2 separate regions of the Homo sapiens genome follow, and region 1 is linked to region 2. The links are chromatin loops, found by intact Hi-C in ENCODE. Cell type or tissue: PC-3. All regions are shown on one strand. Each heading gives the region's core, and the rest is flanking DNA. Links, peaks and the distances in the headings are about the cores only.

What was found. Hi-C counts contacts between places; a loop is a spot of excess contacts. Peaks named below come from ENCODE experiments on the same cell type or tissue, not always from the same donor. Only the 100,000 strongest peaks of a DNase experiment are listed, where the experiment ranks them.
Region 1: it touches region 2 in a loop (2.8-fold over the local background); 3 of 110 quality-filtered maps call a loop at or near these places.

The regions. Positions count from the first base shown.
Region 1 is chr10:66,823,612-66,831,955 of GRCh38, forward strand. The region is part of intron 7 of CTNNA3 (catenin alpha 3); the gene reads right to left. Among named protein-coding and RNA genes, the nearest start is that of LRRTM3, 98 kb to the right of the region's middle. In PC-3, for the core only: a CTCF peak has its summit at 6,175 (motif pointing left); DNase peaks (open chromatin) are centred at 3,950 and 5,540; H3K4me3 peaks cover 1,727 bases; H3K27ac peaks cover 3,125 bases.
Region 2 is chr10:66,743,260-66,751,603 of GRCh38, forward strand. The region is part of intron 9 of CTNNA3 (catenin alpha 3); the gene reads right to left. Among named protein-coding and RNA genes, the nearest start is that of LRRTM3, 180 kb to the right of the region's middle. In PC-3, for the core only: a CTCF peak has its summit at 5,151 (motif pointing left); DNase peaks (open chromatin) are centred at 3,222 and 4,402; H3K27ac peaks cover 2,562 bases.

The DNA.
Region 1 (8,344 bases), core at 176-8,175, 80 kb after region 2:
CAGTTTTTTCTTAATTAGTTTATCATACTAAGTATTAAAAATAACAATAATAACAATAGTTAATGTTTATTGAGTGAGTTTTGTGCTAGACACTGCGCTGGACACTTTATATGCTTTATCCCAATTGATTCTCAAATTGAATTTAGGAAGTAGATATTATTACCTAAATTTATGGATCAAAATAGCAAGGCTTAGGACAGGCTAACTGACAGACTCAATGACACACTGCTAATAACCAGAGGGGCCAGAATCAAACCTAAGCATACACCATCCACGGGTAAAATATTGGAGAGTTACCATATTCCCTCCAAGGGTCTTAAAGCTCAGATTGAATTCAAATTTATGTAACAGATAGAAAGGGAAAAGAAAGGAAAAAATGTGAATGTTCTTTCATTTGTCTCAAAGAAAGAAGAACCCTATAAATATGCCATACTCTTTTTTTTTTTTCCTAGAGAGTGGGCCAGAGTCCATTTCTTAATGGTTAAGAAATGTCATGTTAAAGAAACTATGTATGGGGTTCTATTCAGCATGTCTTTGCTCAACTTTAGGTGTTTCAATTCATGAGAGGGTTTGAGAGTATATAAGAAAATGGCACAGTGGCCTGTGTCGGCTAAGACTGTACTTTGTCATTCCAGTGCACTAATCTGTGATATAGCAGCTAGAAACTTATAAAACATTCAAGCAAAGCCATGTGCTGATTCAAGTCACGGACTAGGATACAGCTAAGCATTTTAGCCTCTGTTATTGAAGCAATAAGTACACAGGTGACTGAATGATGGCTATCTCAGAAGGATTTCCTGGAATTGGTCATTCAAATCTCTACTCATTTAAAAGAAAGCACTTCTTTACAGGAAACCCTGGTAGGCTGAAATGGTTAAGTATGATACCCAAAATGAATAGGTAAGGAAATAGGTACCTTGAACATGATTTGAGGGGAATATGAGGCTTACTGTTCAGAAAAGATTAAAGATCTATATAATCCAAGCATAAAATTAATAAAATGACCTTTTCTTTTAAATTGTGGATGGAACTTCCATTTGTTTCTTCAAAAGCAGACAGTATGTGGGAAACATCAGACAAACCCAAATTGAAAGACGTTCTATAAAATACCTAACCAGTACTCTTCAAAACCATCAAGGTCATCAAAAACAAGGACAGCCTGAGAAGTCATCGCCGTCTAAAGAACCTAAGGAGACGTGGTGACTAAATCCCATAACGGGATCCTGGGACAGAAAAGGGGCATTAGGTAAAGACTAAGAAAATCCAAATGAAGTGTGGAGTTTGGTTAACATTAATGTGCTAATGCCAGTTTCTTAATTTTGACAAATTTACCATAGTTATATCAGATGTTAACAATAGGGGAAACTGGGTGAAATGTATACAAGAACTCTTTGTAAGATTCCTGCAACTTTTCTGTAAATCTAAATTTTCAAAAAAAAAAAATTATTTAGAAAAACAAATTACACACACACTCACACACAGGCCAGAGTGTGCCCTTACAAATGGCCACATATTAAAAGCACATTCATAAGCACTTAGAACAATGCTTGACATATAGTGTAAAATAGCATATATTTTTTAAAAATACATATATATTTTAAGATATATATATTTATATAAATGACAATATATATTATATAAATAAAAATGTATATATACATATATATATATATTTTTTTTTTGAGATGGAGTCGTGCTCTGTCGCCCAGGCTGGAGTGTGGTGGTGCAATCTCAGCTCACTGCAACCTCCTCCTTCCGGGTTCAAGCAATTCTCCTGCCTCAGCCTCCCAAGTAGCTGGGATTATAGCTGTGCGCCACCACACCCGGCTAATTTTGGTATTTTTAGTAGAGATGGAGTTTTGCTTTATGTTGGCCAGGCTGGTCTCGAACTCCTGACCTCAAGTGATCTACCCGCCTCAGCCTCCCAAAGTGCTGAGACTATAGGCATGAACCACCGCACCTAGCCTTTTGAATGAATGAATAAATGAATGAATTAAATCACTTTCCGTAGTTAAAAACAAAAGTCTTCAATTGTTCCTTTTTATCTTAAACCTACACTCAGCCTCATTTAAGATCTTCCACAAGCTAGCCAAACTTTTTTTTCTACAGGTCATCAGAACACTGCCTCTGTTCGGGTCAAAGAAGTCATCTCACTGTCCCAGGATTGTGGAGCCCTCATTTCTGGCTTCGCTTTGTCATCCCTTACCCCAAAGCCAAAATGCTCTCCCAAATCATTCTGCCTGTTCCAGATTGAATTCAAGCTCCCCAGGCCCTAAGAATTGTTTCAAAACACTCCTGTATTCTCCTGAAATCTTCCTTCTCTGAATTCCTACTGTCTACTTTTTTAGTTCAACATGTATATATAAAATTGCTTATAGTGGTCAACCTAATTCCTTCTTATCCAAGTGTCATTTAGAATGGATTTTTAGGGGAGGAGTGAAAGGAACTTTCATTTGCTCCTTCAAAAGGAAGGGGTTACAAAAGGGCACTAGGAAAATTTAGGGGTGTTCAGTATGTTTCTTGATGGTGTTGTCAGTTCTTTTTGATAGACATATGTCAATCTTACGAAAATTGTACCCATTTAGTATGTGCAATTTACCCTGTGTCAATGGTAGAGCAATAAACCTGCTAAACATGTCTATGTAATTGAATGTTTGGTTTGTTTGTGTTTTTTTATTTGTTTACGACATGGTCTTGCCCTGTCGCCCAGGCTAGAGTGCAGTGGTAGGATCACAGTTCACTGCAGCCTCAACCTCCCAAGCTCAAGTGATCCTTTCACTTCAGCCTCCTGAGTAGCTGGGACTACAGGCTCACACCATCACGTCTGGCTAATTTGTGTATTTTAATAGGGATGGGGGTTTGCCATGTTGCCCAGCCTAGAATGTTTGTTTTCTAATTTATTATTTATTTACACATTTATTTATTATAATTACTGTAAGATAATAGAGATTTGTGTTATTTTCTGAGGTTTAAGCCAAAAGTAAGCTCCAAACAAATTTAATGTTTGAACTATTACATGAGTACTTGAGAAATAGTATGAGTATTCTCTGATTTTAAGTAGTTTGAGATATATATTTTAGCTCATTAATCTACTAAAAACTGAAAAACTGTCTCTCACTGTGATTGTATCCTGGTAACTTCAAAGTGATTGCAGTTTTAGAAAATGAACACATTAGATCACTGCTTACGGTATAATGCCAATTATATGTCATGGAGTAGTCATTTTATCTGGCTTTTCACAGAAACCTAAATAAACTTAACCTAAACCCTTCAACCACTTTCCAATTACTGTCCCACTCCCAGCCTCCAGCCTGGCTCTTTCATCTGGAGACAGTGACATGACTTGTGTGGCTGTACTGTACCAAGTTACTTATGATTTTCCAAAAATTGACTATATCTTTACTGAACATTTCTCCTTGACCAGCACCTGCAGCATCAACCTTGGCTATGGAGAACTGGTGCATAAGAGACCACAACCTCAGAATGAAGGTGGCACAGGCTCCAGCTGCAGGCTATCTACTAGTCTCAGTCTCCTTGGCCAGCTTTCTATCCACGTCCATCCCGCATTCAGAAGCCCCCTTTCTTTTCCTCCACTGCTGACTTGTGTTCTTTTGCAATTTTTACTCCTTTTGTTTTAACTTGTCCTGCTGGCTATGATGCTGCTTCATCAAACACCAAATCAGCTCCACCTTCTTGCCCTCCTTTACCATACTTACCTCCCATATTAGACATGTTTATTAATTTGCTTGCTTTCTCTCATGCCCTGCACAATCTCTTCCACTCAAATCATTAACAATGATACTTTCAATTTCTGATTTTGCCTTACCAAACACTCTACTTCTTCATATTCAGCTTCCCTTTATACCCAGCACATAGTAATATTGTCCTGCTATGCAATATAGTGGAAAAAGTCTCGTAATTGGAAACCAGAGTCTGTTTGAGTCATGGTTCTGTCACTGACTCAACCATGACTAGTTATATTATCTGGAATAACTCACTAAACCTCACTAAGATCCAGTTTCCTCATATTTCAAATGGCATTGTGAGAGTTACATAAAAATGATGCAGGTAAAATACAAACTACAAAATGCTACATGGATGCAAGATATTGCAAACAGGCAATGTGTATTTATTCCCAATACAGGTGTATGTCTTTGAGCTCTTTGAAAAATTAAGTAAAGTATTCCATTTCTGAAAGTAAAAGCTATAAAACCTTTCTAAAAGTCTCACAGTAACTTGGTAGACATAAAAGTGGAGAAAGAAATTGCCTTTCTGAATACTAGAGCTTTGTAAGAGATGAAACCGAGATGATATAAAACACAGGCTGACTTCAAAATGGAGAAGTGGGTAAAATTGAGGTACTAATCAAAATGTTTGAAGCCTGTCATCCTTATAAGAATAATGCCATGCTTAAGAGCCATGTGTTCAACATCTGCAAAGCAAAAGCAAATGAAAAATTCTATTAGCTTGTACCAGAAATGTGAACACTCAGCTGAAACTAACACTATTGTGAGGGGTATAATTCAAAGGAATATCAAGATGGAAATGATGAGTGAGGAGAAAAGGTAAAAATTATTACATAAACACAATTTATTTTGGAAAAGCACGTGAGCATATGCAAGGCAGCAAAATCTAGACTATCTCCTGGTAACTGAATAGCAGACTCAGCATAGGGTTTCAGAAGAAAAATCAGAAGCCAGACTAAACCAAACTAGTTTTTTCTGTGAAATCTTTCCTAATTCCCCTAGGCCAACTTAAGTACTTTATTCTTTATGCTCCAATTGCCCCTTGCACTTACCTCCATGGTAACTATTACCACAATGTATTATAACCATCTGTGTACGTGGCAATTTCCCTTAAACTGTTCTACTTGAAAAGCAGAAACCATTCTTTTTTCCTTTGCTTCCCCAGTGCCCAGTATGTTGCTTGCCACGTGGTTATTAAGAAATTGTTGGTAAATGATGAAGGAACCACATTTTGGCCAATGGTATATCTAATGATGAATATCAGCTTCTTCTGAGGACAGCAAATAAAGATACACTTATTTTAAAACGCTTAAGTGTTAGTGTATTGCTTATGGAAACAGCTTCATCATTTTATTAAAACCCAACTATTTTTTACTGCACTATTCCAGACAAATTATTAGGGACCTACCACTTGGAGAGTCATAGTCTGCCCAAGATAATTCACAAGATTGATTTCTGATTCTAGTGAAACCAGAGTTACAGGGTCAGCCCCCATACAGGTCAGACAGAGCAGCCACAGAGGGCTTGCCAGATTGCATACTATGACTGCACAGCTGTATGGAGGTGCCATTCACGTAGAGTAAATGTGAAGAGGCATGTAATGCAATACACACAACCCACATGACAGCCAGGTAGCTTGTTGACAAAATAAACCTGCCTATTTTGCATCCAAAGTATTTATCTGTGTTCCCTCAGTAATTCCACAAAGGTGTGTCTTTGCTTAAACAATAAAGGAAGGATATCCTTGGGCCACTCCATGTCAATAGCTAGAAAAAATGTCTCTGGTACAACACCTTGTAAACTCCCTTTATGGAAAGCAAGTTCTAAGGGCTGTTAATAGATACTCCAGTAAAAGTGGTTCAGGGCCAAATGAGTCAGAGGAACACAGGAATAAAGTTTAACTCTTTCTTTCATGTAGGATATCTTAGAATTTGTAATATGCGAATACATTAATCTATAAAAGACATTATAGGCTGGGTGCGGTGGCTCATACCTGTAATGCCAGCACTTTGGGAGGCTGAGGTGGGCAGATCACTTTAGGTCAGGAGTGAGACCAGCCTGACCAACATGGCAAAACCCCATCTCTCTTTACTAAAAGTACAAAAATTAGCCGGCCATGGTGGCACACACCTGTAATCCCAGCTACTGTGGAGGCTGAGGCACAAGAATTGCTTAAACCCGGGAGGCAGAGGTTGCAGGGAGCCAAGGTCACACCACTGCACTTCAGCCTGGGTGATGGAGTGAGACTCTGTCTCAAAAAAAAAAAAGACATTATATTATACAGTGTTTCTCAAATATATTTTACCTCTAAACACTTTTTCAATTAACATTTTGGAAAAAAAAAAAAAAGGACTAGTGCAATTTCATGAACCACACTTTGGGAAACACTGCCTTAGACTACAGCACCCATTCCTATTAGCCTTACACCACCACCTACTGATCAGAAACTATGAGGATAGGCCAGGGAGGTGTATTTTTAACAAGCTCCCCAGGGGATTTGTTGTTGTTGTTGTTGTTGTTGTTGTTGAGACGGAGTCTAGCTCTGTCCCCCAGGCTGGAGTGCAGTGGTGCGATCTCGGCTCCCTGCAAGCTCCGCCTCCCGGGTTCACGCCATTCTCCTGCCTCAGCCTCCAGAGTAGCTGGGACCACAGGCGCCCTCCCACAGGGGATTTTTATGTGACCAAATGGGCACTACTAGTGGACCCAAGTTTGGAAACCACTCTATGTGTTAACCTCATGTCTCACCACTAAAGATTTCCATTCTCAAAGGTTAAGTTTCTCTGGCTTATATTTCACAGACCTCAAAATCTCTCATGTCTATAAGCAGGTATGCAAGATAGAAAAACAGCCTGATTTCTAATACCAGATTAATACTTTTGTAGTTTCTGATTTACGATACTGTTAGCAAAGCTTCTCACTTGTTGAATCTAGAATTTAAATATGTGTACCAATAAGGATTAAAACAGTATTAAGATATTTAAAATGCAAACAAATACCTGAAGGTTTTTCTTTCCTAGAGTTTTCTTACAGGAGCACTCATAGAATCTTAGAAGATTAGAATTGAAAGAAGTACCGACAGAGGTTAAGTTATTTACCTGTAGTCCCAGAGCTCATTACTAGCAAAACTGGGGTTTAAATTCAGAGCTCCCACTCTGCTTCTACTCGTGCTCCTTCTTCAGCATAAACCAATGCAGCATGGAGAATTCTATTCTAAACACCTCAACCCCTCACAACTACTAATTTCTCTTTTTTTTTTTGTTTTTCCTTTTTGAGACGGAGTCTAGCTCTGTTGCCCAGGCTGGAGTGCAGTGGTGCGATCTCGGCTCACCGCAAGCTCCGCCTCCTGGGTTCCCGCCATTCTCCTGCCTCAGCCTCCCGAGTAGCTGGGACTACAGGCGCCCGCCATCACGCCCGGCTAATTTTTTGTATTTTTAGTAGAGACAGGGTTTCACCGTGTTAGCCAGGATGGTCTCTATCTCCTGACCTCGTGATCCGCCTGCCTCGGCCTCCCAAAGTGCTGGGATTACAGGCGTGAGCCACCGCGCCTGGCCTACTAATTTCTTCTTTAAGCAACCTTTATGTCCTCAAAAAGTCATAAAAAAGGGAAAAAAAAGAATTTTTGTTTTATATGTTTTTAAATGACAGCTTTAAAGACAGTTACCTGAAAATGAAACAAAGAATGATTCCAAAGCTTTACTCCCATGAAATAGCCTCTTCAATACTCCCCTGATCCAATGCATCACCATCATCCTCTTTCACCTGGACTACTACAATAATCAATCTTATGTCCTTCCAAATAAGTCTCTAATCTGCAGGAAAAACAATGGTCTTTTTAAAATGAAAACCTGATCATGTTATTTTATTTCTTTAAACTCCCCAGTGATTCTCTGATGCTCTTTGGATCCATAAGCAGTAAGGCCTTTGTAAGCTTGTGATCCTTCAATCCCATTTCTGGCCCATCTTCCCTTGTGTGCCAGGCTTCACTCGTTCTGACTTTTCAAATTTCTTAATTGTGCTATGCTTTTTCCCATCTCAAGACTTTACCATACGCTTGCTCTCTGTCTAGAACATTTCCTATGCCCAATCCAAGCTTTCACTCCACTAACTTTTAATCCACCCTTACCTCTCAGGTTTGAAATCTTTTCTGGGATGCTTTCTCTGGCTTTCATTACTGAGCTGTCTCTCTACCAGTTGGCACTTCAATTGTTTACTGGTTTGATTCCTCTCCTAGACTATAAGCACCATGAAAGCAGCGGATATTTTACTAGACAGTAAATCCTCAGCCTACCTAGCACACAGTAGCAATTCAATAAAGAGTTGTGCAGAGAAGAAACAAAAAAAAGGGGAAGGAGCATGAGATGCAGGAAAGCAGAGGAGAGAGGAAAGGGAAAGAGGGAAGAAGGGAGAGAAGCATGAAAACAATCCACTATTTTTCCAGCACAATGTCTTTAATATGATGAATTCTCTTTTATCTGATATCTTCAGGGATGAGATATTCTGATTAATTCATTCAATTTAAGACATAGTTCAAGCTTTCAAAAACTAATGAGGATAAGGCAAGCAGATTAAAGAAGACAAGGAATTCAATTGTATGGAAT
Region 2 (8,344 bases), core at 301-8,300:
ATCCATGTAGATACAGAATAGTACCTAATCTCTAAAGAGGAAAAACCCTTAGAATTAGAGGAAAAGATCGTACAAATTTACCCTCTGCAAATAAAATTAATAAAGTCATCAGCATATGACTTTTTACCTAGATATAGACATTTACTTATATGTAAATTAACCCTTAATATGAGATATTGCAAATATTTTCTGAAAATATGAGACTTTATCTGGGTTTATCTGAGATACTCTAAACCCATTTTGGGGAGATACTAGAGTATATTCTTGAACAGACCTGACTTGCCTATTTCTGCTTTAAGGAAAACTATAATCCACCTAATTGGATTGTAACATGTCTGGTGTGAGGTACTTCTAGTTATTCATAAAGGGGAAAACTGTATAGGAAGAATGCATTCAGAAAGAGTAGAAATGAGATCCATAGAAAGAAGGAGGAGGAGGTCGGGTGTGGTGGCTCATGACTGTAATCCCAGCACTTTGGAAGGCCAAGGCGGGTGGATCACTAGGTCAAGAGATGGAGACCATCCTGGTCAACATGGTGAAATCCCGTCTCTGCCAAAAATACAAAAATTAGCTGGGCACAGTGGCGTGTGCCTGTGGTCCCAGCTACTTGGGAGGCTGAGGCAGGAGAATCACTTGAACCAGGGAATCAGAGGTTGCAGTGAGCTGAGATAGTGCCACTGCACTCCAGCCTGGTGACACAGTGAGATTCCATCTCAAAAAAAAAAAAAAAAAAAAAAAAAGGAAAGAAGGAGGAAGAGGAGGAAAAGCAGAAAGAGGGAAGAATGAATGTAAACTGCAGGTGGCAGGGCTTTAGTCTGCAAGAAACTGACTACTATGACAGAGCAAATGCACGCTCTCAGACCTATGAGCTTCTAAAATGATCCGAATCCATGCTGAAAAAGGAAACTTTGGATCACTTTTTAGGTTTTACAAATAATCTTCATGCACCAAGAACTGATATGATCAATTTGTTAAGGTTTGCTTGTCTATTTAGCTCTTCTTAGTATAGTTTTTATTCCTTTGAATTGGCCAAAAATACTGTTTCTTCAAATAATTAAGGACTCTATGTCTTTTGCACATGACATTCTAATTTGGATCAAAGAATTAAGTTTTGTTTTTGTTTTAGTGTTAGAAGCACCTTATAGATCATCAACTTCCATATTTTTAATGAAAAGGTTAACATTTTGTCAAGATCACTCAACTAGTTAATGAGAGCATTGGGGTTAGGACATTGGGGTTGTCCTGTCTTGTGATTCAGGACAACTCTATTTCCAGTGCTCCATATCACCTATTTCTAGACAGTATCTAATGATCACTGGCTTCTTAGAGGTTAGTAGAGAAAAGTTGTTTGCCTTGCATTTATATTTTAAATATTTGACTTTATTTCAGGATAATGTTATTATATAATTGGCTAATTTGCTTAGTTTAAAATCTCAAATACTGTTTTATAAGGATTATTGTCTAATCCATACCCCTAAAATAAAATGCTTACCAAATGGCATAGAGAAAAATAATCAGTGTAATTAAGCCTCTTTTGTGTATGAATAAATGAAACTCCTGAATCTGAGGTATAATCACTATATCTTTAGGAGTTCTAGGGTTTTTATGTTGAGGAATAAATTGTAATAAAATATTTCAGAAGTCAGCACCCAAAAATGATTGTTTAATGACCTTTGAAATATCTTACTTGATTTCAAGGTGCTAAATTGTTTTAACTACACTAACACAAAAGCTCTTTAAAAGCTAAGAGTCACAATTCAAGACCGTGGGTTCATTATTTTATATGGATTGGCACAAACTCAGTCACCTGTTCACAGCCAGCTCCACCCCCAGCGCTTCTCAGCTCTCATCCACCATGCTGTCATCACATTCTTAGTTTTCAGTCAAACAAGGTCTGGAGCTCTCTTTACACTGCATCATGTTAACATCTTATTTGTTAGCTTCAAGTGTAATGCCTGTTCAAGTTTGGCATATGCAGAAGTAACCACATAGGTTCTAAATATTTTAAAACTTGATGTAAAAAGTCCAGATTACCTCATATTTAGTTATTCTGTGATTGGCCAAGGTCAAACAGTAAACTTGGTAAAAATCACACCAAAGAACAAGCTTATCTGCTGGTATTAACTCTACCATTTAAAAATACATTGTCAAGGTGTGCAGAATATCTAAAGGACTAAAGTTTCTGCTCACCATCCCTTAAAAGCCAGGCCTGCTGACAAAGGATGTGCTCCATAAGTGTCTGCATTTATTAAATCATTTAATTAATTGTAGAATGGCTACTATATGTCCCATACATGGAGGATCTAATGGTATATAATGCAGACAGCCTTTTTTTTTTTTTTTTTTTTGAGACAGAGTCTCACTGTGTCGCCCAGGCTGGAGTGCAGTGGTGTGATCTCGGCTCACTGCAAGCTCCACCTCCTGGGTTTACACCATTCTCCTGCCTCAGCCTCCTGAGTAGCTGGGACTACAGGCGCACATCACCACACCTCGCTATTTTTTTTTTTTTTTTTGTATTTTTAGTAGAGATGGAGTTTCACTGTGTTAGCCAGGATGGTCTCGATCTCCTGACCTCGTGATCCGCCTGCCTTGGCCTCCCAAAGTGCTGGGATTACAGGCGTGAGCCACAGCGCCCGGCCCACAGACAGCCATTATTTTAAGTGCTGATAACATAGCTGGGAAGAAAAGACACACAATATTATCCATGATAAGGCATTAGATAATAAGTCATATTAATGGTATTTACAATTGAGATATCTGGTAGTCAGTTAACCTTCCACCAACTAACTATATGCCATCGGCATGTTCCTTAATTTTCTTGTTTGCCAAATGAAAAAGAAATGCAAACTAGAAGGTCTGTTAAGCTTTTCCATCTCTCTGGCTGTCTTCGGTCCAATCAGACGTAACAAAGTTGGTTTTGCCATTGGGAGCAAATGCTAACAAATAATACTAGATAATATTAGGAAAACAAATTTCAAGGTAAAAATTATTAGTGAAGACAAAGACAAATATTTTATGAAAGGTATAATAGAAAACAAAAGATTATGGACTTTGAATCCATTTAGACCTAGTTTAGACCTAGGTACAAATTCTAGCTCTACTATCTTCTAACAGTGTGATGTCAAAAAGCTGATTCACCATTCTTAACATTCTATAAAATTTGGCAAATAATATCTAACTGAGATAAAGCCTGTAACATAGTCTGGCATGCAAAAGCATTTACACAGGATAGCTATTAATATTACTACAAGTATTATTTGCATAGCATTTTTTTTCCTTTTCTAAGTCCTCACACATTAGCTATGTCATTTTATCTTCACAACTACTCTGTAAAGTGGTATTGTCCCCATTCTGCATTTGAGGAAATGGAATCACAAAGAGGTTCACTCACTACAATAGGTAACTATAAGTGGATACCTTCTATGTCTCTCTACACAAAAATTGTGGTAGAGAGAGAGAGAGATGAAGGTGAGAGTCCCTTGACTCCCCATAAGTATCAAATTTTGCACAACTATTTTTCTCCCAATAAGAGTCAATCCTAAAATGTCTGCACTCACAACTTTAAAAATATTCCTTTTCTATGTTGCCAAAAATGGATGCAGTGTGTGTGTGTGTGTGTGTGTGTGCGTGCACACACATGTGCACAAAGGAATGCAGTGTCATGGAACTGCGATTAGTAATTAGTAGGGATTATTCATGGCATACTTTATAGATTTTTAGTCAGTAATGTCAAGATGTTTTCCAAGAGAAAAAAAAAAGTCTTTTCATCAATATAATGGAGATTAAAAGCATAACAGAAATAAAATGCTGGTGAAATGTATTTTATACAAAGGCATAATAGCCAAAGTCAAGTGACAGAGCCAGGAATAGAACCTAATTCAAATGTTTTGACTTTATTTCACTTAAATGTTGCTTACAAGCTTAGAAAGTATATATTGTCTCGGGCCTTAATGCTTTTTAATTTTTTACTGTGTGTTCATATCTTGGATAGAAAAGGCACTCAGTCTGTTAACAAGGTCAAAATAACTCCTTCCTACTCTTAGGAAAATAATAAATAAATTTGAAATTCTTCAAGACTAAATGGTTAATAGCAGCCACACTTGTGAGTAGGAAGTCTGCCTTTAAATAATGATCACAACCATGGAAATCTTGAGACCTGTCTAGCTCCGGTAAAACTGCCTGCAGGTCACACTCTCACTGCATCACTACAATCCTGTTTTAATGCAGCAGGTAGCTTTATAGCTGTGAATTTTCTGAACATAAATTGAATTATGGAAAACTGACCTATGCACGTCACTTAGCTACCTTCCAGTCATAACTCAGATCTAATCTTTCTTAGCTCCCCGCAGAAAATGTCTAAGACTGACCACAAATTCCAGAAATTACATGTGGGTTGGTCATGGGAATGTGGTTTTCATATACTGGGGGATTTAGAAAACAGGACTCCAAAAGCAGAGTCACCTGGGCCTGTGATGAATAACTACTCTGGTGTGGGCTGTTCTGCTCCAGTTCTTAGGAAGGAAGGTATCCTAGAAACAAGCAAAGAAATAGATAAATCCTGGGTGATCCCTATGCTTTTCCTCATTTATCTTCCTCTTGCTTTCTAAAAAAGGTTTATAACAATCATAAAAATAATACAATTACGTCCACAGTGAGGGGATTTTTTTCTCCACTGGCACCAACTCATAGGTCAAATGGGAGATTCATACTGACAAGAGTCCAGACTTCTCTACACAGCAGAATTGACAGTGACAGTCCATTTCTTAAAGAAAGCTGGTGTCTGTGCTTCCTGCTGTCAGTCCTTACCACAGAGCTCATCGACTCTGGCATCAAAGGTATCAGCACCATCTCATGCCAAACCTATACGAGGGAATCTAACTGCAAAGGGGCTTTGGAAATTGAAAAAGTTTGATTACAAAAAACGTTCGAATCTGGAGATTAATAACCTTCAAAGTTCTGAAAACAAAAATGTGAGATCCATTTGTGTGTCTCTGTGTTGAAAAAGCAATTCCGCAGACATTTTCACTGACTTCAAGGTTACCTTTTTTAAAAATTATACTACTGCTTTCATGTTTCTGTTCTGCTCCTTGCCAATGTAGTTAAAAATTGTTCCATTTTTGAAATCAGATAAATCTGCTAATTTGAGTGTGACTGTCCTCTTGTGGCTGCTTTCCTAGGTATATTTTATAGCTGACAGATGTACTGCAGCTCCTATATAATTAATATCCTGGAGTTTCTATGTTTAAACAAAAATGCTTAAATCATATTATTTAACTGTTGATCAGAGATAAATTAAAATTTTCATGAATAAAAGACATTTTTAAATGGGACATTGTCTCAGCATTTCTTTTATCCCACCAGATGTTCATTTTACCTGAGATTTGTTAAATGAATAAACCAATTAACAATTAATAAAATAATTAATTAATTCAGTTTATTTTTAGAGCAATTTTAGGTGCTCAAAAATTAAGCAGAAAGTACAGAGAGTTCCCATACACCCCTGTCCTCACACACAGACAATATACCCCTCTGTCTATATCCTGCACCACAGCGGTGCATTTGTTACAATCGATGAACACTGACACTTCATTATCACCCAAAGTCCATAGTTTACATAAAGATTTTCTCCTAGGTTGGGCACGGTGGCTCACACCTGTAATCCCAGCACTTTGGGAGGCCAAGGCGGGCGGATCACCTGAGATCAGGAGTTCAAGACTACCTGGCCAACATAGTGAAACCCCATCTCTTCCAAAAAAAAAAAAATACAAAATTAGCCAGCCATGTTGGCAGGTAGTCACCATGTAGTCCCAGCTGTCACCTGTAGTCCCAGCTACTTGGGAGGCTGAGACAGGAGAATCACTTGAACCCGGGAGGCAGAGGTTGCAGTGAGCCAAGATTGTGCCGCTGCACTCCAGCCTGGGCAACACAGGGAAACTCCAACTCAAAAAAAAAAAAAAAAAAAAAAAAAAGAAAAGGAAAGAAAGAAAGAAAGATATTCTCCTGGTGTTGTACATTGCATGCGGATTGACAATAATAACATGTATCCACCGTTGCAGTATCCTACAAAACAGTTTCACTGCCCTAAAAATCTTCTGTGCTCTACCTCCTCACCTCTCCCTCTTCACTATCCCCTGGCAACCACTAATCTTTTACTGTCCACATAGCTTTGTCTTTTCCAAATGTCATATTGTGGAATCAGATAGGATGTATCCTTTCAGATTGGCTTTTTTCACTTAGTAACTATGCATTTCAGTTTCTTCCATGTCTTTTCATGGCTTGGTAGCTCATTTTTTTGTGTTGAGTAATATTCCCATTGTCTGGATATACCCCGGTTTATTTATTCATTCACCTACTGAAGGACATCTTGATTGCTTTCATGTTTTGGCAATTATGAATAAAGCTTCTATGAACATCCATGTGGAGGTTCTAGTGTGGACATAAGTTTTCAAATCCCTTGGGTAAATATCAAGGAGTGTGATTGCTGGGTCTTATGGTAACAGTATGTTTAGTTTTGTAAGAAACTGCCAAACTGTCTTCCAAAGTGGCTGTACCACCAGCAATTGCATTCCCACCAGCAATGAATGACAATGCTTCTTGCTCGGCATCCTCACCAACACTTGGTATTGCCAGTATCTTGGATTTTGGCCATTTTATTAGATGTGTAATAGTATCTTGTTGTTTTAGTTGGCAATTCCCCAATGATATATGATGTTGAACATCTTTTCATATGCTTATTGGACATACGTATATCTTCTTTGGTTAGAGATTTGTTTAGGCCTTCAGTTCATTTTTCAGTTTGGTTGTTTTCTTATTGTTGAGTTTTAAGAGTACTTTGTACATTTTGGATGATAATAGTCTTTTATGGAATCTATGTATTTCAAATATATTATTCATGTGTGTGGCTTTGTTTTCTTATTCTCTTCATATTATCTTTTGCAGAACAGATTGTTTTTATTTTAATGAAATCCAGCATATCAATTGTTTCCTTCATTGATCATGACTTTGATGTTGTATCTAAAAAGTTGTTGCCATTCTCAAAATCATCTAGATTTTCTCCTATGTTATCTTCTAAAAGTGTTATGGTTTTGCAGTTTACATTTAAGTCTATGACCCATTTTGAGTTAATTTTTGAGCAGGGTGCTGGGGATGTGTAAAGATTCATTTTTCCACATTTGGATGTCCAGTTGTTTCAGCATCATTTCTGAAAAACTATCTTTTCTCCATTGTAATGCTTTTGCTCCTTTGTCAAATGTTGGTTGACTGTCTTTATGTGGGTCTATTTCTATGCTCTCTATTCTATACTATTTATCTATTTACCTTTTTTGTTCAAATACCATACTGGTTCAATCATTACAGCTTTACAATAAGGCCTGAAGGCAGGTAATGTCAGTCCTCCAATGTTGTACTTCTCTTTCAATATTGAGTTGGCTATTCTGTGTCTTTTACCTGTTTATATAAACTTTAGAAGTAATTTGTCAATGTCCACAAAATAACTTGCTAGGATTTGTATTGAGATTGCATTGAATCTATAAAGTTGTGAAGAAGTGACATGTTTGACAATACTGAGTTTTCCTGTCCACAAATATGGAGTATCTCCATTTATTTAGACTTTTAAAATATCTTTCATCAGAGGTTTGTAGTTTTCCTCAATTTAAATTTATACCTAAGTATTTCATTTTTGAGGGTGTTAAGGTGTAAATGATAATATGTTTTTAATTTAAAATTCCAGGCTGGGCGTGGTGGCTCATGTCTATAATCCCAGCACTTTGGGAGGCCAAGGCGGGCGGATCACAAGGTCAGGAGTTCAAGACCAGCCTGGCCAATATGGTGAAACCCCGTCTCTGCTAAAAATACAAAAATTAGCCAGGCATGGTGGTGCATGCCTGTAATCCCACCTACTCAGAAGGCTGAGGCAGAAGAATCGCTTGAACCCGGGAGGCAGAGGTTGCAGTGAGCCTAGATTGTGCCACTGCACTGCAACCTGGGTGACAGAGTGAGACTATCTTGAAAAAAAAAATTTCCACTTGTCCACTTGTTTGTTGCTAGTATATAGGAAAGCAATTGACTTTTGTATATTAATCATATATTCTGCAACCTTTCTACAATCATTTATTAGTTCCAGAAAGAGTTTTTTAGTCAATGCTTTGGATTTTTGACATAGACAATCATGTCATCTACAAACGAAGACAGTTTTATTTCTTTTTCCCAACCTAGGACTTTTTAGGTTTATATTTATTGTAATATTATTTGTACTACCTCATTGGATTGTCCCAATAAATGAATAGGTGTGCTGTCCATAGACATTGTCTTCATCTTCCTAATGAGAGAATGATGGGCTAAGTTG